Regions from separate parts of the Homo sapiens genome. Here regions 1 and 2 are each linked to region 3. A link is a loop called in an ENCODE intact Hi-C map of the cell type or tissue named here. Cell type or tissue: mammary epithelial cell. All regions are shown on one strand. Links, peaks and the distances in the headings refer to the core of each region. The heading gives the core; the rest is flanking DNA.

Region 1 (7,063 bases), core at 1,482-3,981, 87 kb after region 3:
ATGTTCCACATCCCAGCGTCAGTATGGTAAAGCCACAGGAGGAAGCAGGGTCAGCAGAGGCCTGGAACCTGAGCCCTGCCATGGGGACACATGGCTCTATCCTTCACCCTTACTCACCCAGCCCACTCACCACTCTTCCAAAGGGGTGGCTCTTGCTTCAAGCGCCCCTTTCCCTTGCTGGATGGATGGAGAGACCCTTCCCCTCCCTGTAGACACTTACCTTCCACAGCTGTGGGAAGTAATGCCCAAAGCCCCAAAGACCCTAGCATCTTGCTGGAGGATGGCAGCAGCAGAAGGAGAAGAGCATAAGCCAGCACAGCTGCCCCTGGCCAAATCTTTCTTCAGATACAGGGCATCCTGGGGCTTCTGATCCCTCAGTCCCCAACTCCGCCCCCCTCATCCTATCCCAGCCTCTGTGGGGGAGAAGGCTGCTGTGGGGGAGAGGGTGGGTGTGGGGAAAGCAGGGAAAGAAAGGGAGGAGCAGAGAACCAATCTCATATCCTCTTCTCTTCTGCAACCTCCTCTTTGCTCTGCATAGTGAGAGGAGGGGAACTTGGAGGCCCAGCTGAGAACCCAGTGATGCCTAATTTCAAATCTTTGCCCTTCCCTGACCTTGGAAGAAGATGCTGGACTCTGTTGACTCTTCTCAGGAGGAAACCAATGTGAGGTCAAATGCTTAGAGCCATTCAGCTCTGCCCAAGATCCTTTCTAGCCTAAGATCTCTTTATATTCAGGGTTCATATCTGCAACTGCTTGGGCAGAGGAAGGCCTCACAGCCCATATTAGAGGTTACCTTGTTTTCCAACTTAAGAATCAGAAAGTATACAAAACTTACCTGAATTTTTAAAAAACACATTGAAAACAGTAACAATGGTAAATTTTGCTATGTGGATTTTTTTTTTTTTTTTTTTGAGACGGAGTCTCGCTCTTCTCCCCCAGGCTGGAGTGCAGTGGCACGATCGCAGCTCACTGCAACCTCCGCCTCCTGGGTTCAAGCTATTCTCCTGCCTCAGCCTCCTGAGTAGCTGGGATTACAGGCGCCTGCCACCACACCTGGCTAATTTTTGTATTTTTAGTAGAGACGGGGTTTCACCATGTCAGCCAGGCTAGTCTCGAACTCCTTACCTCAGGTGATTTGCCCGCCTCGGCCTCCCAAAGTGCTGGGATTATAGGCGTGAGCCACCATGCCTAGCCGTGGATTTTACTTAAAAAAAAAAAACACATTGGTTCACAGGCTGAACAAATACCCATTATTAAGGAGGTAACAAATTTCTTATCAAGCACCTACTATGTGCTGGGGCACAGCTAGGGCTATGCATTTTACAATCATCTCATCTAATTCTCCCCTGAAATATTTATTATTATTATTTTATTTATTTATTTTTTGAGACCGAGTGTCGCTCTGTCACCAGGCTAGAGTGCAGTGGTGCCATCTTGGCTCACTGCAACCTCTGACTCCCTGGTTCAAGCGATTCTCCTGCCTCAGCCTCCCGAGTAGCTGGGATTACAGGCACGCACCACCATGTCCAGCTAATTTTTGTATTTTTAGTAGAGACAGGGTTTCACCATGTTGGCCAGGATAGTCTCGATCTCGTGACCTCGTGATCTGCCCGCCTTGGCCTCCCAAAGTGCTGGGATTACAAGTGTGAGCCACTGTGCCTGGCCTATTATTTTTATTATTTCCATTTTATAGGTAAGAAAACTGAACTTACGTAAGTCGCCCAAAGTCATTCAGCTAGGAAATAGCAGAGCTGGAATTTGAACTTAGGCAGGTCTGACTCCAAAGTCCAGGTTCTAGTCTTATTTTTATTATTATTTTTGTACTTTTAGTAGAGACGGAGTTTCACCATGTTGGCCAGGATGGGGTCGATCTTTTTTTTTTTTTTTTTTTTTTTGAGATGGAGTCTTGCTCTGTCGCCCAGGCTGGAGTGCAGTAGCGCGATCTCGGCTCACTGCAAGCTCTGCCTCCCGGGTTAACGCCATTCTCCTGCCTCAGCCTCCCGAGCAGCTGGGACTACAGGCGGCCGCCACCACGCCCGGCTAATTTTTTGTATTTTTAGTAGAGACGGGTTTTCACCGTGTTAGCCAGGATGGTCTTGATCTCCTGACCTCGTGATCCGCCCGCCTCGGCCTCTCAAAGTGCTGAGATTACAGGCGTGAGCCACTGCGCCCGGCCGAAGGGGTCGATCTCTTAACCTCGTGATCCCTCCGCCTCGGCCGCCCAAAGTGCTGGGATTGCAGGCGTGAGCCACCGCACCCGGCCGGCTCTATTCTTTGTATTACACTATACTGCCTGAAAGACGTACAAAATTCAACAATGAAAAAAAATTACCACTTAATACTATACTTGGACATTTGAATTTAAATTGTTGAGAAAATATGCATCATTACCTGCCAACAGGCCACTAACTAAAAAGGGAGGGTACAGTTCAAACTATCACCACCAGAGGTCAGCAGAGGAGAAATTCCCTGCTGCGGTGAGAGGGCAGAAAGTACCTCCTCTGATGACTAATACATATAGTATACCTCCTACATTTACTAAGCTTCAGGGACTATAAAATGTGAAGGGCGGGCACAGGATGTGGAGAGTTTCAGCATGGAGTTGGGAGGAGAGGGCTATGGCTTGTTCTGCAGTAGAGACAGAGGAGTCCAACTCCACCAGACTCTTTCCCAGAGTAAGAAACAACAGAAATAGGTAATCACTTCCACACCTGTGAGCCACTGGCTCCTTGAGAATTAAGAGTCAGAGGGGACTTGTTCTCTGTTTCCCTAGCTTTCTGTCCCCCTAGTGGCTTCCTGGAAACCCTTTCTTGGAATGATCTGGCTTAGACCAGGGAGGACAGTCTGAGTACCGACATTTTTTTTTTTTTTTTTTTTTGAGACGGAGTCTCGCTCTGTCACCCAGGCTGGAGTGCAGTGGTGCGATCTCGGCTCACTGCAACCTCTGCCTACCGGGTTCAAGCGATTCTCCGGCCTCAGCTTCCTGAGTAGCTGGGACTACAGGCGCATACCACCACGCCCGGCTAATTTTTGTATTTTTAGTAGAGACGGGGTTTCGCCATGTTGGCCAGGCTGGTCTCAAACTCCTGACCTCAGGTAATCCGCCCCCCTCGGCCTCCCAAAGTGCCGGGATTGCAGACGGGAGCCACTGCGCCCAGCTTGAGTACTGACTTTTTGATTCTGGGGTCTTTCTTCTGGGAAACCTGCATGAAAGGAAGAGATAGTAAAAGTTCCAGTAGTTGTGAAACAGCAGCGGGAGGAATGACCAGGGCTCGAGATAGCCGCCCATCCTTCTTTGGACCCTTCCAGGAGTCTGCAGGGCCTTGCCAGTGAGATGGAATGTTGTGCTTCCAGCTACTTTCCTTCACTAGCCCCAGATCAGATAAGTCTGGGGTGGTGTGTGTGGTGGGGTGTGAGGGGAGATTTGAAGGTGAAATAGCTTCTTTTGTCTGGAATGTCTCAGGAGACTATCTCCTCCAGAGTGGGAGCAGCGTAAGGATCAGGCAGAAAGGCAGTCTCCTCACCCAAAGCTTCGGATAACTAATTCTTTCCAAGATAGAAACATTCCAGTCAGGTTTATGGGAACTATACCTGCTCTGGGCTGTTAGGTTTTAGAGTTAAGATGGTGATAGAGGCTGGGCGCTGTGGTTCATGTCTGTAATCCCAGTACTTTGGGAGGCCAGGAGTCCCCCTGGGTAACATAGCGAGACCCCCACCTATATTATTTTTAAAAAAAAATTTCCTTTTTTTTTGAGACGGAGTCTCACTCTGTCATTCAGGCTGGAGTAAAGTGGTGCAATCTCCGCTCACTGCAACCTCCGCCTCCTGGGTTCAAGCAATTCTCCTGCCTCGGCCTCCCAAGTAGCTAGGATTACAGATGCCTGTCACCATGCCTGGCTAATTTTTTGTATTTTTAGTAGAGATGGGGTTTCACTATGTTGGCCAGGCTGGTTTCAAACTCCTGATCTCAGGTGATCCACCGCCTAGGCCTTCCAAAGTGCTGGGATTACAGGCGTGAGCCACTGCGCGGGGCCAAAAAAAATGTATTTCATTAGGTGCTGGGCCTACAAAGATAGAGGTGTGATTACTGCCCTCTGGGAACTCATAGTGTAGAAATGCAGGTGGATATTGACAAGCAACCGGAAAACTGTGTTTCCTACTAGGGGCATGAGGAAGGAGCTATACAAATAGATCAAGTAAGCTAATTCTGCCTAGGGCATAGAAGAAAGGTGCCCAGAGAGTTTCACAGAGAAGGGGATATTTAAATAGTCCCAAAGGTAAACACAATGGTAAGAGGAGAACAGTCCTTCTAAGCAAAGGGAATGGCAAGAGTAAAGGCATGGAGATATAAACACAAAGGCTTGTGTGTTAAAGGTGGAAGGAGTGAGGAGGAAGCAGTATGAGATATGAGACAGAAAATCACCTTAGAGAGAGACGGACCAGATTGGACAGGTTTTCAATTCTGTATCAAGGAGCTTAGGCTTTCCCTAAAAGCAAAGAATTTTAGGCAGGGGCCTGGTGGCAATTGGAAGATGGATGACTACTGGGGTTTGGAGAGATCAGTTGCAAGACCTAAGCAGTAAACAAAGTGAGTACTGAGACAGTGGAAATGAAAATAAAAGAGGAGGCCGGGCGTGGTGGCTCACGCCTGTAATCCCAGCACTTTGGGAGGCCGAGGCGGGCAGATCACGAGGTCAAGAGATGGAGACCACCCTGGCCAACATGGTGAAAACCCGTCTCTACTAAAAATACAAAAATTAACTGGGCGTGGTGGCGCGCGCCTGTAATCCCAGCCACTCAGGAGGCTGACGCAGGAGAATTGCTTGAACCTGGGAGGCGGAGGTTGCAGTGAGCCGAGATCACGCCACTGCACTCCAGCCTGGCGACAGAGCGAGACTCCATCTCAAAAAAAAAAAAGAGGAAAAATTTGATATATATTGTATAGGTAATGTTGACAGGATTGGCAATCAAATTAGTGTTAGTAGGTGAAAGGGAGAACTAAAAGATGATTCTGAGGTTTCAAGTATGAGTGATCAAGGAGCAGTGGGTGATATTATTAAGGGAGATGTGAAACACAAAGAATTATTTCTCCTTCTACTGTGTTGAATTTATCTGGAGGACATCCAGATGAAAATGTCTAGCAAGCAGACTTCCAGGTCAAGAGACAAGTTAGGGCTCAAGATTTGGGAGTCATCAACATGGACACAGTCTTATGTTAGAGTCTTATGTTAGAGTTTAAGAGGGAAAAGGGTAGGGAAAGGAAAGGACACGAGACAGGAACACAAATACTAAAGGGACACAGGAAGAAGTGGCTATGAAGGAGACTAAAAAATATAGAAATGTGCCACACACGGTGGCTCACGCCTGTGATCCCAGCACTTTGAGAGAGGCCGAGGCAGGCAGATCACCTGAGGTCAGGAGTTGAAGACCAGCCTGGCCAACATGGTGAAACCCTGTCTCTACTAAAAATACAAAAATTAGCTGGGCGTGGCAGCCGGTGCCTGTAATTCCAGCTACTTAGGAGGCTGAGGCAGGAAAATTGCTTGAACCCGGCAGACAGAGGTTGCAGTGAGCCGAGATCACACCACTGCACTCCAGCCTGGGTGACAGAACAAGACTCCAGCTCAAAAAAAAAAAAAAAAAAAAAGAAAAGAAATTTGAAGGAGAACCAAGAGTGTATCAGTGTCACATTCTATGGGAAGAAAGCTCTAAGATACAGTAGTCAAAAGCAGCACATTGAAGCAGTGAGGTCTAAGAGGTTAATAATTGAAAGATCACCAGAGCTGGCAACCAGATGGCTGATGCTAACAGGAAAATTTCTGGTAAATGATGGATGCTGAACAAAGTAGCCTGGGCTAGGCGCAGTGGCTCATGCCTTTAATCCTAGCGCTTTGGGAGGCTGAGGCAGGTGAATTGTTTGAGCTCACAAGTTCCAGACCAGCCTGGGCAACATGGCGAAACCCTGTCTCTACAAAAAATACAGAAATTAGCCGGGTGTGATGGCGCGTGCCTGTAGTCCCAACTACTTGGGAGGCTGAGGTGGGAGGACAGCTTGAGCTTAGGGGATGGAGGTTGCAGTGCGGCAAGATGAGAGTGATGCCACTGCACTCCAGCTTGAGTGATAGAGCCAGACCTTGTCTCAAAACAAACAAACAAACAAACAAAAAAAACCAGTCCTGGCACGGTGGCTAACGCCTGTAATCCCTGCACTTTGGGAGGCCGAGGCGGGTGGATCAGCTGAGGTCAGTTCAAGATCAGCCTGGCCAACATCGTGAAACCCCGTCTCTATTAAAAATACAAAAATTAGCCGGGCATGGTGGCGCGTGCCTGTAATTCCAGCTACTTGGGAGGCGGAAACAAGAGAATTGCTTGAACCCAGGAGGTGGAGGTTGCAGTGAGCTGAGATCGTGCCACTGCACTCCAGCCTGAGTGACAGAGCAAGACTCCATCCCAAAAAACAAAAACAAAAAAAACAAACAAAAGCAAACCCACAAAGTAGCCTGAGGATTCAATAAAGGAAGAGAAAAATGAGTGTAAACTACTTTCACTAACTTTGGAAATGGAAAAAACTAATCAGTAGCTTGAAGAGGAAGCTGAGGTTTTTTAAAATGGGGGAAGGGGGAATACTTGAACATGTTTTTTTTTTTTTTGAGAGTCTCGCTTCGTTGCCCAGGCAATGTGTAATGGCGTGATCTTGGCTCACTGCAACCTCCGCCTCCCGGTTCAAGCAGTTCTCTTCCCTCAGCCTCCCAAGTAGCTGGGATTACAGGTACCTGCCCCCACGCCCGGCTACGTTTTTGTATTTTTAGTAGAGACAGTGTTTCACCATGTTGGCCAGCCTGGTCTCAAACTCCTGACCTCAAGTGATCCACCCAGCTAAGCCTCCCAAAGTGCTGGGATTACAGGGGTGAGACACCGCGCCCAGCCAGAACATGCTTATAGGCTGACAAAAGATAACAATGACTGTAGCTGGGAAAATCTGAGCAACAAAATAGTAATGGATTATAATCCATGTATAAAATAAATACACATTAATACATACTAATATAAATTGACTAAACAA
Region 2 (8,298 bases), core at 3,601-6,100, 160 kb after region 3:
CAGTGGCTTACCCTTGTAATCCCAGCACTTTGGGAGGCTGAGGCGGGCGGATCACGAGGTCAGGAGATCGAGACCATGGTGAAACCCCTTCTCTACTAAAAATACAAAAATAAAAATTAAATTAAATTAAAAATAAAATAAAGTGTTTCAGTTGGTTGTTGGGGCTCATGCCTGTAATCCCAGCACTTTGGGAGGCTGAGGGGGGCCGATCATGAGGTCAAGAGATTGAGACCATCCTGGCTAACATGGTGAAACCTTGTCTCTACTAAAAATACAAAAATCAGCTGGGCGTGGTGGCACATGCTGCCTATAGTCCCAGCTACTCGAGAGGCTGAGGTAGGAGAATAACTTGAACCCGGGAGGTGGAGGTTGCAGTGAGCTGAGATCGCGCCACTGCACTCCAGCCTTGTGACAGAGCAAGACTTGACTCCGTCTCAAAAAAAAAAGTTTCATCCAGCAAAAAAAAGATTTATACATGTTTCTACAGGTATATCTAGTTTATCACTTCATTTATTTTATTTGTTTGTTTGTTTTTGTTTTTGTTTTTTGTTTTTTGTTTTTTTGAGACGGCATCTTGCTCTTCTCGCCCAGGCTGGAGTGTAATGGCACGATCTCGGCTCATTGCAACCTCCACCTCCCAGGTTCAAGCGATTCTCCTGTCTCAGCCTCCCAAGTAGCTGGGATTACAGGCACCCATCACCACACCCGGCTGATTTTTGTATTTTTAGTAGAGATGGGGTTTCGCCATGTTGGCCAGGCTGGTCTCAAACTCCTGACCTCAGGTGATCTGCCTCCCTCAGCCTCCCAAAGTGCTGGGATTACAGTCATGAGCCACTGCGCCCGGCCCATTTATTTTATTTTTTATCGTAGAGATGGGGTCCTGCTATGTTGAGCAGGCTGGTCTCTAACTACTGGCTTCAAGCAATCCTCCTGCCTCAGCCTCCCAAAGTGCTGGAATGCTAGAATTGCAGGTGTGAGCCACTGCACATGGCCTAGTTTATCACTTCTAACTTATGCATAGTATTCCCTGCAAGATGGAGAACTAGCTTCTTTTTAACTTTTTTATTATTATTATTACTTTTTGAGACATAGTCTTACTCTGTTGCCCAGGCTGGAGTTCAGTGGCACCGTGTTGGCTCACTGCAACCTCCATCTCCTGGGTTCAAGCAGTTCTCCTGCCTCAGCTTCCCAAGTAGCTGGGATTACAGGCACCCACCACCAAGCCCGGCTAGTTTTTATATTTTTAGTAGAGATGGTGTTTCACCATGTTGGCCAGGCTGGTCTCAAACTCCTGTCCTCAGGTGATCCACCCACCTCAGCCTCCGAAAGTGCTGAGATTACTGGTGTGAAGCCACCACGCCTGGCCAAGAACTAGCTTCTTGAACCAGAAAGCTGTCATGAATATTCTCAAACATGTTACCTTATAGTTCTGTGTAATACTTTCTCATGGTGAAGATTCTAATATAAAAGCCTGGTCATTTCACCTCCTTACTCCACATCTTTCAATAACTCTTCATTTCTTTTTCTTCTTTTAAGTTTCTGTGGGCTTTCTGAGAACAAAGATTAGACCTTGAGTGCAGTGGTAGGACGGCAGCTCACTGCAAACTGTCTCCCCAAGCTCAGGTGACTCTCCCACCTCAAGCTTCCCAAGTAGCTGGGACTACAGGTGGATGCCATCACGCCTGGCTAATTTTGTGTGTCTGTGTGTATTTTTACCTGAGGTGTGGTTTCACAAAGCCTTCCAGAGGCCAAGGCTGGTCTGGAACTCCTGGACTCAAGCAATCCACCCGCCTCAGCCTCCCAAAGTGCTGGGATTACAGGCATGAGTCACTGTGCCCAGCCTCTTTTTTTCTTCTTTCTTTTTTCTTAAGACAGGGTCTCATTGGGCGCAGTGATTCACGCCTGTAATCCCAGCACTTTGGGCGGCTGAGGTGGGTGGACCACCTGGGTTTAGGAGTTTAAGACTAGCCTGGGCAACATGGCGAAACCCAGTCTCTACCAAAAATACAAAAAAATTAGCCGGGTGTTGTGGTGCTCGCCTGTGATCTCAGCTACTCAGGAGGCTGAGGTAGGAGGACTGTTTGAGCCTGGGAGGCAGAGGTTGCAGTGAGTCAAGATTACGCCATTGTACTCCACCCTCAGTGACAGAATGAGACCCCATCTCAAAAAAAAAAAAAAAAAAAAGGTCTCATCATGTAGCTGATCTGGAACTGGGCTCAAACTGGACTCCAGCGACCCTCCTGTGGGACTATAGGCATGTGCCAGTACATCCAGCCCTTCTTTTCTTTTGTTTCTTCTTTTGTTTTTTCTTTTCTTTTATTTTCCTTCCTTTCTCCCTCCCTCCCCACTGCCTTCCTTCCTGCCTTCCTCCCTCCCTCGCTTCCTTCCATCCATCTTGCTCTGTCACCCAGGCTGGAGTGCAATGACATTATCATAGATCACTGCATGTTTGAACTCCTGGGCCCAAGGTCTCCCCCTGCCTCTGCCTCCAGAGTAGCTGGGACTATAGGTGTGCACCACTGTGCTTAGCTCCCGGCTCTTTATTTATCTTCATTAACTCTTTTTTTTTCTTTTTGAGACGGAGTTTTTGCTCTTGTTGCCCAGGCTGGAGTGCAGTGCCGCGATCTCGGCTCACTGCAACCTCCGCCTCCTGGGTTCAAGCGATTCTCCTGCCTCAGCCTCCCGAGTAGCTGGGATTACAGGCACGTGCCACCATGCCCAGCTAATTTTTTCTATGTTTTTAGTAGAAACGGGGGTTTCATCTTGTTGGCCAGGCTGGTCTTAAACTCCTGACCTCAGGTGATCCACCTACCTCGGCCTCCCAAAGCAGAGGCATTATAGGCATGAGCCACTGCGCCCAGCCTTATCTTCATTAACTCTTATAACTTTTTTTTTTTTTTTTTTTTTTTCTGAGACAGAGTTTTGGTCTTGTTGCCCAGGCTGGAGAGCAATGGTGCAATCTCGGCTCACTGCAACCTCTGCACCCCGGGTTCAAGTGATCCTCCTGCCTCAGCCTCCCGAGTAGCTGGGATTACAGTCGTGTGCCATCATACCTAGCTAATTTTGTATTTTTAGTAGAGATGGGGTTTTACCATGTTGGTCAGGCTGGTCTCGAACTCCTGACCTCAGGTAATCTGCCCCCTCAGCCTCCCAAAAATGCTGGGATTACAAGCATGAGCCATTGTGCCCGGCCAACTCTTATAACTCTTGAAAGAAGTTCCTGACAGGTATTCACCAAATGCATGTTGATTTGAGGAGAGAATCCAGACCATGCTAGCCTCCACTGTGGGAAGCTGGGCCTGTCCTGTCCCTGTGCTGGTGAAGCAGGGCGTGTACATTCATGTTCTCCAGAGATTGTCTGTCTTACTCCTCCTGGCCCACTTTCCCCTACTGCCACCTTTTCCCCACCGTACTGTATGCATCTGCCATTCATCCTTCACAGTTCTTTTTTTTTGAGATGGAGTTTCGCTCTTGTTACCCAGGCTGGAGTGCAATGGCACAATCGCAGCTCACCGCACCCTCCGCCTCCCTGGTTCCAGAGATTCTCCTGCCTCAGTCTCCCAAGTAGGTGCAATTACAGGCATGCACCACCACGCCCAGCTAATTTTGTATTTCTTCTTATTTTTTTTTTGGAGACAGAGTCTTGCTCTGTTGCCCAGGCTGGAGTGCAGTGGCGCGATCTCGGCTCACTGCATCCTCTGCCTCCCTGGTTCAAGAGATTCTCCTGCCTCAGCCTCCCGAGTAGCTGGGACTACCGGTGCGCGCCACCACACCCAGCTAATTTTTGTATTTTTAGTAGAGAAGGGGTTTTATCATGTTGGCCAGGATGGTCTCGATTTCTTGACCTCGTGATCCACCCCGCCTCGGCCTCCCAAAGTGCCGGGATTACAGGCGTGAGGCACCACATCCGGCCAATTTTTGTATTTTTAGTAGAGACGGGGTTTTACCATGTTAGCCAGGATGGTCTCGAACTCCTGACCTCAGGCAATCCACCCACCTCAGCCTCCCAACGTGCTGGGATTACAGGCATGAGCCACCATGCCTAGCCTAATTTTGTGGTTTTAGCAGAGATGGGGTTTCTCCATGTTGATCAGGCTGGTCTCAAACTCCAGACCTCAAACAATCCGCCCACCTTGGCCTCTAAAAGTGTTGGGATTACAGGTGTGAGCCACCACGCCCGGACTCATCCTTCACAGTTCTACACTGTGGTTCCCTTCTCTGGGAAGTCTCCTCAAGACTGAGCTGGGGACTGCTACCTCAGCATTGGCCTTTGTAATAACTGCCATGTGGCAGGCAATGACCTTTATGTATTTCTCCTTACGCAGTGAATTTTTATATATCATCTTAGTCTACTATGAAGGTCTTCTACCCCCATTTTATACACAAGGAGACTGAGGCTCAGATAGATAGCGCAACTAGCAAGCGTTGGCACTTTAATTCACACCCTACTCTGACTTCCAAGGGAGTGTACTTAAGCACTACTCAAACTGCCTCTCAGTATCATACAAGTGTAGTGTTTACCAAGCTCTCTTCCACTAGGTTGCACACTTCTTGTTAAATGTTATATTGTACACTTCTAGCACATACCTGGCACACAGTAAATGCTTAGGAAATGTCTGTGAAAAGCAATCAGGTAGGCTAGTGGGGCAAGAAATAGACCAGCACTTGCTGAACTCTAACTAGGAGTCAGGATACCTTGTGTTTGCCCTCTCTGTACCAAGACTGTAGGGAACGATAGAATAAGTACCATAACTCTGAGACTTTTTCCCACCTCAGCCCTTGCCTCAAGCGCTGACAACTCTGCCACTGTCCCCTGCAAAAAAGGTACCAAAACTCTGTCTCCAGCCATGAGCCCCAAGCAGTCCGTGATAGGTGTTGTTGAGCGGCTCACTTCTGCCACCTGGTGGTAGTAACAAGCCTTTCTTATTCTCCAGGGCAGTGGACCCAAGGGAAGGTCTTGTCTAGAAAAGAGTAGAAGAAGCTCTTTGCACACTGCCCTTTCCCCTGAGGGTTTTCTTTTTGTGGAATCCTTTCTCATTTGCAGCACGCCTTGACATTCCTGTTTTCCAATATGCTGAATTGGATAGAGTTAAGACCCTTAAAGATCCTAAGCTCGGAAAAGATTGTGGTGCGCACCTCTACCATGAGGGCTTCAAGACAGAAACAATACAAAAAGCTGTCCCGGCGCGGTGGCTCACGATTGTAATCCCAGCACTTTGGGAGCCCGAGGCGGGCGGATCATCTGAGGCCAAGAGTTCGAGACCAACATGGCGAAACCCACGTCTCTACTAAAAATACGGAAAAAAATTAGCTGGGCATGGTGGCGCGCGCCTGTCATCTCAGCTATTCAGGAGGCTGAGGCAGGAGAATAGCTTGAACCCGGGAGGTGGAGGTTGCAGTGAGCTGAGATGGTGCTACTGCATTCCAGCCTGGGCAACGAGAGCAAAACTCCCTCTCAAAGAAAAACAAAACAAAACAAAAAAGGGCCGGGCGCGATGGCTCATGCCTGTAATCTCAGCATTTTGGGAGGCCGAGGCGGGCGTATCACGAGGTCAAGAAATCGAGACCATCCTGGCCAACATGGTGAAACCTCATCTCTACTAAAAAAAATACAAAAATTAGCTGGGCGTGGTGGCGCACCGCTGTAGTCCCAGCTACTCGGGAGGCTGAGGCAGGAGAATTGCTTGAACCCGGGAGGCGGAATTTGCAGTTGGCAGAGATTCCGCCACTGCACTCCAGCCTGGGCGACAGAGAGAGACTCCGTCTCAAAAAAAAAAAAAAAAAAAAAGAATCAGGCCCCCACCCACTGCAAGCTCCGCCTCCTGGGTTCACGCCATTCTCCTGCCTCAGCCTCCCGGGTCGCTGGGACTACAGGCGCCCGCCACCACACCCGGCTAATTTTTTTGTACTTTTAGTAGAGACGGGGTTTCTCCGTGTTAGCCAGGATGGTCTCGATCTCCTGACCTCGTGATCCGCCCGCCTCGGCCTCCCAAACTGCTGGGATTACAGGCGTGAACCACCGCGCCCGGCCTCCCTGCCCACCTTCTTATCCCTCGCTCCCACCAACTCTAAGAAAACACATTTCAGGCTGGGCGACGTGGCTCACGCCTGTAATCCCAACGCTTTGGGAGGCCGAGGCGGGTGAATCACCTGAGGTCGGGAGTTTGAGTCCAGCCTGACCTACATGGAGAAACCCCATCTCTACTAAAAATACAAAATTAGCCAGGCGTGGTGGCACATGCCTGTAATCCCAGCTACTCAGGAGGCTGAGGCAGAAGAATCGCTTGAACCCAGGAGGTGGAGGTTGTGGTGAGCCGAGATCACGCCATTGCACTCCAGCCTGGGCAAAAAGAGTGAAACTCCGTCTCAAAAAAAAAAGAAAATAAAATAAAACATATTTCACCTTCAAAGAAGGATCCTAAAATGGTAATCTCTCTCATTTGTTGAATACTGTTTTTTTAAATGAGTTTCATTAAGAATAGCCATCTTGACTTTTGTCAAATGTCTTCTTAGCATCCATTGAATTGATGATATGATTTTTCTTTTCTTTTATTTATTTATTTTTTTTGGAGATGGAGTCTCGCTCTATCCCCCAGGCTGGAGTGCAGTGGTGTGATCTCAGCTCACTGCAACCTCTGCCTCCCAGGTTCAAGCGATTCTCCTTGAGAAGATTAGCTGGGATTACAGGTGCCTGCCACCATGCCCAGCTAATTTTTGTGTTTTTAGTAGAGATGGGGTTTTGCAATGTTGGCCGGGCTGGTCTCGAACTCCTGACCTCAGGTGATCCACCTGCCTCAGCCTCCTGAAGTGCTGGGATTACAGGCATGAGCCATCACGCCTGATTGATTTTTCTTGTTTAACATATTAATGTGTTCTTTTTATTTAATTTATTTATTTATGTATTTATTTTGAGATGGAGTATCACTCTTGTCACCCAGGCTGGAGTGCAGTGGTGCGATCTGGGCTCACTGCAATCTTCACCTCCTGGGTTCAAACAATTCTCCTGCCTCAGCCTCCTGAGTAGCTGGGATTACAGGTGCTCACCACCAAGCCTGGCTAATTTTTGTACTTTTGGTAGAGATGGGGTTTCACCATGTTGGCCAGGCTGGTCTCGAACTCCTGACCTCAAGTGATCCGCTCGCCTGGGCCTCCCAAAGTGCTGGGATCATAGGCCTGAGCCACCGTGCCTGGCCTATTTTTATTTTTATTTATTTATTTATTTTGAAACGGAGTCTCGCTCTGTTGCCCAGACTGGGAGTGCAGTGGCGCAATCTCGGCTCACTGCAAGCCCCGCCTCCCGGGTTCACGCCATTCTCCTGCCTCAGCCTCCCGAGTAGCTGGGACTACAGGCGCCCACTGCCATGCCTGGCTAATTTTTTTGTATTTTTAGTACAGACAGGGCTTCACTGTGTTAGCCAGGATGGTCTCGATCTCCTGACCTCATGATCCGCCCGTCTCGGCCTCCTAAAGTGCTGGGATTACAGGCATGAGCCACCGCGCCCAGCCCTATTTTTATTTTTTAAGACAGAGTCTTACTGTGTCACCCAGGCTGGAGTGCAGCGGTGCAATCTTGGCTCACTGCACCCTTCGCCTCCTGGGTTCGAGCGATTCTCCTGCCTCAGCCTCTTTTTTTTTTTGAGACGGAGGCTTGCTCTGTCTCCCAGGCTGGAGTGCAGTGGAGCCATCTCCGCTCACTGCAAGCTCTGCCTCCTGGGTTCACGCCATTCTCCTGCCTCAGCCTCCCTAGTAGCTGGGACTACAGGTGCCCATCACCACGCCCGGCTAATTTTTTTTATTTTTTTTAGTAGAGACAGTATTTCACCATGTTAGCCAGGATGGTCTCGATCTCCTGACCTCGTGATCCGCCCGTCTTGGCCTCCCAAAGCGCTGGGATTAAAGGCATGAGCCACCGCACCCGGCCTACCTCAGCCTCTTGAGTAGCTGGGACTACAGGTGTGTGCTAACATGCCTGAATAATTTTTGTATTTTTATTAGAGACAGGGTTTCACTATGTTGGCCAGGCTGGTCTCGAACTTCTGACCTCAGGTGATCCACCCACCTCGGCCTCCTAAAGTGCTGGGATTACAGCCGTGAGCCACCACACCTGGCCTAATGTGTTCTTTTTTTTTTTTTTTTTTTTTTTTTTTTTTTTTTTGAGATGGAGTTTCGCTCTTGTTGCCCAGGCTGGAGTGCAATGGCAGGATCTCGGCTCACCACAACCTCCACCTCCCAGGTTCAAGCAATTCTCCTGCCTCAGCCTCCCGAGTAGCTGGGATTACAGGCATGCACCACCATGCC
Region 3 (5,222 bases), core at 190-2,689:
GGAGGCAGATGTTGTGGTGAGCCGAGATCAAGCCATTGCACTCCAGCCTGGGCAACAAGAGCAAAACTCCGTCTCAAAAAAAAAAAAAAGATAAAACTACAAGATACCATGATGATGAATGTCAGGTTTTGTGGTTGGGACCAACCATGAGACAAAGCTTACGAAAAGGTTTACCCTGGCTTAGTCCGCATTAACAGAAATATGGTATCTGGAGCATCCAGATCCAAACCTGCTCTAATCTACGTGTCTAAAGGATAAGTTGGTTCCTAGATGCCTTGCCTTAAAGAGTGGGGTGCTTCCCCTTGAGCAAAAAAGACTATGGAGTGGGCCAGGTGCGGTGGCTCACGCCTGTAATCCCAACACTTTGGGATGCCAAGGTGGGTGGATTGCTTGAGGTCAGGAGTTCAAGACCAGCCTGGCCAACATGGTGAAACCCCATCTCTACTAAAAATACAAAAATTAGCCGGGCATAGTGGTGTGTGCCTGTAATCCCAGCTACTTGGGAGGCTGAGGCAGGAGAATCGCCTGAACCCGGGAGGCAGAGGGGTTGCGGTGAGCCGAGATCGCACCACTGCACTCCAGCCTGGGTGACAGAGCCAGACTCCATCGTAAAAAAAAAAAAAAAAAAGCTGGAGTGTAAGAATGAACTCTCTCTTCAAAAATATGAAGAGCTTTTACACATGAAAGAGATGAGATGTTCTGTTGAGACTTAATGGAGCAAACTAAGACCCCGAGTAGAAGTCACAGGAAGCCCAAAGCCCCCTCGGCACAAGGATAAATATGTCCGAAGACTGTCTGAGGAGATGGTAAGTTCCCCGACTGGGGCACATGAGGCAATCACAGCTAACGTTTTGAGGATACCTGTTCTATGCAAGCTGTTTTATTGAATGGATTACAAAAAGTATGTTAAGTAATGCACACCCTAGGAAGGCGTTCCTTGTAAAATGGGCCCATGTTTCAGGTGAGGAAACTGAAGCTCAGAGCGGGAGACAGCTTGCTCAAGCAGAGGCCAAGGCCTTTACGTCATGGCTCTTCCTCAGCACAAGCTAGAGACCCACACTGGTGGGGATGCTCCAAAAGGGACTCGAGGATTAGAAGGAACCTGCACCATATGGCTTTGAAGGCCTCTCCCTGAGGATTAGTGATTCTGATTTTTCTTAAGACAGGATTCTAGGCTACTCTATATGAGAGCCAGGGCCAGGCAGAGGCTGTGGAGACCAGAGTCGGGGTCAGAATGATAGTCCAGCCCCACAGTAGCCTGCTCCTGTCCTTCTGGGACTCCCTGGAGACTGGACCCTAGCACCTCCACTCAGCCTCACCCTCCTCACTTCCTCTGCAGAGGTCTATTCTAGGAAAAGGAAATGGCCGGAGCTGGCAATGAGGAGCTGTGACCACAGGGTGGCAGCAGTGCTTCAGCTGTGGAGAGTGACTATAGGAAGGGCGATGAGGCAGGTCGGAAGCAGTGCTCTCTAGTGAGGATGGGGGTCTGTCTGCAAAGATTGGAAGCCACACTCATTCAGTGGGCTCCAAAATCCTGTAGCCTCCCTCTATATCTTAATAATTTTTTTTTTTTGAGACAGAGTTTCTCTTTTTGCCAAGGCTGGAGTGTAGTGGTGCCATCTCAGCTCACTGCAACCTCTGCCTCCCCGATTCAAGCGATTCTCCTGCCTCAGCCTCCTGAGTAGCTGGGATTACAGGTGCCTACCACCACGCCCAGCTAATTTTCGTATTTTTAGTAGACAGGGTTTCACCATGTTGGCCAGGCTGGTCTCGAACTCCTGCCCTCAGGTGATCCACCCGCCTTGGTCTCCCAAAGTGCTGGGGTTACAGGTGTGAGGCACTGCACCCGGCCAAAAAAAAAATGGTTTTTAATTAAAAAAAAAAAAGATACAGGCTGGGCATGGTGGTTGACGCCTGTAGTCCCAGCTACTTGGGAGGCTGAGGCAGGAGAATCACTTGAACCCAGGAGCCAGAGGTTGCAGTGAGCCGAGATCGCGCCACTGCACTCCAGCCTGGGCAAAAAGAGCGAAACTCCATCTCAAAAAGAAAAAAAGTTAAATTCTCTCCATCATCATGAAGTTGAATATATTTTTTCTATCCACAGGCAAATCTGAGTAGCCTCCAAGAGGCACACAAGCAGAGGATGGGCTGTGTTGCCCTGACTGCCAGCCCCAGGCACAGAGGACCAGGCCTGGTCATCCTCACAGACTCTGACCCTGGCTCTTCCCACTCCTCTTCCACTCCAGGACATCCTACTTAACCCCTCCTGACATGAGTTTCTTGTGCTTTAGTCTACAGGTTAGGAAAGAGGGGAAGTGATAAACAAGCTCTCCAACCTGTTGAGGGATTAGGGGTTCGTCTAAGGCTCCCCAGGGCCTGGCTCTGACAAAGCGTCTGCAACTAATGATGCTTCTTGAGCTCTGGAGACAGGATTTATGCATCTAATAAAGTCTGTAACTCCAGGCTTAGGGGCCGGGGGCAGGAGGCTGAGAGCATGAAGTCCTGGGGGCGCCATGGGAGGAGATCCCAGGTGGCTCCTAATGAGCCCTGCATTTCCATTTGCCTGCTCTAGATTCCCCTAAGGCTACTGTGAGGCTGGGGGTGGGGGAACAGCAGGTATAAGAGGTTGGGGTGGCTGTAGGAGGGTAGGTGGCAGCATGGATTCTAGGCAGGCTGCTGCACTGCTGGTGCTGCTGCTGTTAATAGACGGGGGCTGTGCTGAAGGGCCAGGAGGCCAGCAGGAAGACCAGCTCTCCGCGGTGAGTGTGTGTCCCATCCCCATATCACCATTGCCTCTACTTCGGTTGAGACTTGTGCTCTAGGTTCTGATACTTTCTCTGGCTGCCAAGGTTGTCATTAGGTCCTCACATCTGAGGAAATGGTTCCGCAGCCTCCTACCACTTGCCCCTGGAAGCCAGTCCCTTCCCCTTGTGACTTACGTGTCCAGGGTATTTGCCCATCTTCCTTCCCTGATACCCCCTTGGCACAGGAGGAAGACAGCGAACCCCTCCCACCACAGGATGCCCAGACCTCTGGGTCACTGTTGCACTACCTGCTCCAGGCAATGGAGAGACCTGGCCGGAGCCAAGCCTTCCTGTTTCAGCCCCAGAGGTGAGTCTGAAAGGGACACAAGCATGGCAGGGGCTGGGGGTGGAAAGGGCAGGAGGCAGAGGAAGAGGAGAAGGAAGGGGGCTAGAGAAGGGAGACTGCGGGGACCTGAGGACAAATCTTTCCTAAGGTTTGGCAGAAATACCCAGGGATCCTGGAGGAATGAATGGCTGAGTCCCCGGGCTGGAGAGGGGCTGAATTCCCAGTTCTGGAGCCTGGCTGCCCCTCAACGCTTTGGGAAGAAGTGACATGTCATCCCTTGATATGTCTGCATGCAAGGTCCACACCCAAAAGTGTCAATGTTTGCCCCCCAAATAAAATTGTCTGGCTTCTGAATCCATGTGTGTCTGTGTGAGACTTTACAGGGCTGGGTGGAAGCCCAAGGGCAAGAACCACTGCCCTTCCCCTCCACCAAACCCAGCCCTCCAGCAAGGCAGCCGACAACATTCCACGAGGCCACTGTGCCCAGCCTCCTCCCACCAGAAAGGAAAACAGGAGAATGGCTGGAACAGGAGCTCAGGGAAGGCACACAAAAGTAATGTGGTGACCTCCTCTGCTATCCACACTGCTCAAGGAAACAGAAGAGAAGGGCTTAAAAATCCACAAAGCAGCATATTTATTCCAGGCTCTAGTAGACAGCCCCCTGATTTCATTCCCATTCATCATCACCAATAAAATGAGGACGGATCCTGGGCTGGCTGAGGCTCTGTGGTCCTTGGCTCCTTGCCCTGTGCCTTCTCAGCTTCAAGGCAGGCAGTCTGTGTCAGAGGTAGAGATGGCACCCACAGAGGGTACCAGAGCTGCGCAGATACATGAGCCCAGAGGCAGAAAGAGCAGGGAGCAAAGGGTGCACATCCATGAGTCCAGCTGGGGCTTCACTTGCTGCCTGCCATGATCTTGAGGTACTGCAGGGCACGGCGGGCAGCCTCACCACGGGCTGCCTCCCTGGTGGTTGCAGAGCCATGACACACAGTGGCCGGCTGGGTGGACAGTTCCACCAGGCACTGGCAGAGTCCACTCAGGCTCAGCTCCTCTGGAGAGCAAGAGAGAGGAGGGAGGCAATGTTGGGGGAGGTAGCCCTGGGGAGGGGTGCGTTCACGTTATCATCACCCCCTTCTACTTGCTCCGGTCCAGCCCCCACCATCCCCTGGCTCGCTCCCCAGCTAGCCATACCAATATCCAGGTAGCTGACGTGAAAGGCCTGCTCCTCAGAGAGCTCACTGAGGACACGGCAGCAGGCAGGGCCCAGGGCACCCAGGGAGCCCAGGGAGCAACTGCGGAGGGACAGGATCTTCTCTCCTACTGAATTTCGTAGAGAATCCCAGGTGCAACCTGGGCCCCGGTTTCGAAGACCATCCAGGCGGGAGCCCACACCCTGTCAAGATGGGAACAGTGAGAAAGATGAAGCGAGAGACTGTGGGACCCAGGCATTGAGACATTCAACGTCAAAGGAGAACAAAGCACAAAGAATGCTTCCTCCAGCTTGCCTCCCCCCAGTCAATCCCTGGGTGGCCCCTTCTAACTACCAGGCCCTGGGCCAGATGGCCAGGGATCCCTCCTCACCCCAGTAACAGAGCTACAGAGCGGGCCTACAGTCAAGGCTGAGTCGGCCCCAGGAACCCTGGGTCTGGTAGGAAAACTGTGGCAGAAGCAGACCTAGGGCCCAGAGAGGCTCACTGCTGAGTCACAGACCCAAGTCCCTGGAGCCCTGCCCTGGCATGGAGGATGGGCCACGGTGCCCGGCCCACATGAGCCACTCACAATGGAGAAGTGGTCATCATCAGGCTCCACCTCATTGCCATCCCGGGCATCCAGAGGCACCGTGTGCACTCGAAGCAGCATTTTGGCCGCCGCATTCCGCTTTGCCAATTTTTTGGAAGTGCCACTCCCTGCATGTGGAGAGAGGGCTGCTGGGTTATGATTCCCCACAGACCCAGTGCTTCCACCCAGGTCATACTTGGATTGAGGGTCCCCCCAGAATGTCAACTGGAAAGGGGAACTCAAGACCTGCCCATGCACGTGAGAACCTGGTCAGCCAGAGAGAAGGGGACAAATAGGGTGCCAAGAAGCTAAAAGGAAGGGGCTGAGCTAGGGACTGTGAAGCTAAGAGAGCA

Evidence for each region. Peaks named below come from ENCODE experiments on the same cell type or tissue, not always from the same donor. Only the 100,000 strongest peaks of a DNase experiment are listed, where the experiment ranks them.
Region 1: it touches region 3 in a loop (16-fold over the local background); 23 of 110 quality-filtered maps call a loop at or near these places.
Region 2: a loop joins it to region 3, with 8 times the contacts of the local background. A loop is called at or near these places in 82 of 110 quality-filtered maps.

What each region holds. Positions count from the first base shown.
Region 1 is chr12:53,417,141-53,424,203 of GRCh38, reverse strand. AMHR2 (anti-Mullerian hormone receptor type 2) reads right to left here and starts at 349. Exons shown (of 11, transcript NM_020547.3): 1 at 221-349. The coding sequence starts at 269. RefSeq lists a cis regulatory region at 2,262-2,780 and an enhancer at 2,465-3,031. In mammary epithelial cell, for the core only: a CTCF peak has its summit at 2,447 (motif pointing right); a DNase peak (open chromatin) is centred at 2,513; H3K27ac peaks cover 516 bases.
Region 2 is chr12:53,349,383-53,357,680 of GRCh38, reverse strand. No RefSeq gene overlaps it. Among named protein-coding and RNA genes, the nearest start is that of SP7, 17 kb to the right of the region's middle. RefSeq lists a silencer at 4,865-4,924. In mammary epithelial cell, for the core only: a CTCF peak has its summit at 4,902 (motif pointing left); a DNase peak (open chromatin) is centred at 4,910.
Region 3 is chr12:53,504,910-53,510,131 of GRCh38, reverse strand. It overlaps ATF7-NPFF (ATF7-NPFF readthrough), which reads left to right. Exons shown (of 15, transcript NR_159377.1): 13 at 2,105-2,298; 14 at 2,990-3,111; 15 at 3,239-3,444. It overlaps NPFF (neuropeptide FF-amide peptide precursor), which reads left to right and starts at 2,648. Exons shown (of 3, transcript NM_003717.4): 1 at 2,648-2,759; 2 at 2,990-3,111; 3 at 3,239-3,444. The coding sequence starts at 2,658. The coding sequence ends at 3,356. TARBP2 (TARBP2 subunit of RISC loading complex) reads right to left here. Exons shown (of 9, transcript NM_134323.2): 7 at 4,870-4,997; 8 at 4,282-4,483; 9 at 3,701-4,141. The coding sequence ends at 3,984. It also overlaps a transcript of ATF7 not described here. RefSeq lists a silencer at 863-1,095 and an enhancer at 1,233-1,527. In mammary epithelial cell, for the core only: a CTCF peak has its summit at 1,393 (motif pointing right); a DNase peak (open chromatin) is centred at 1,381.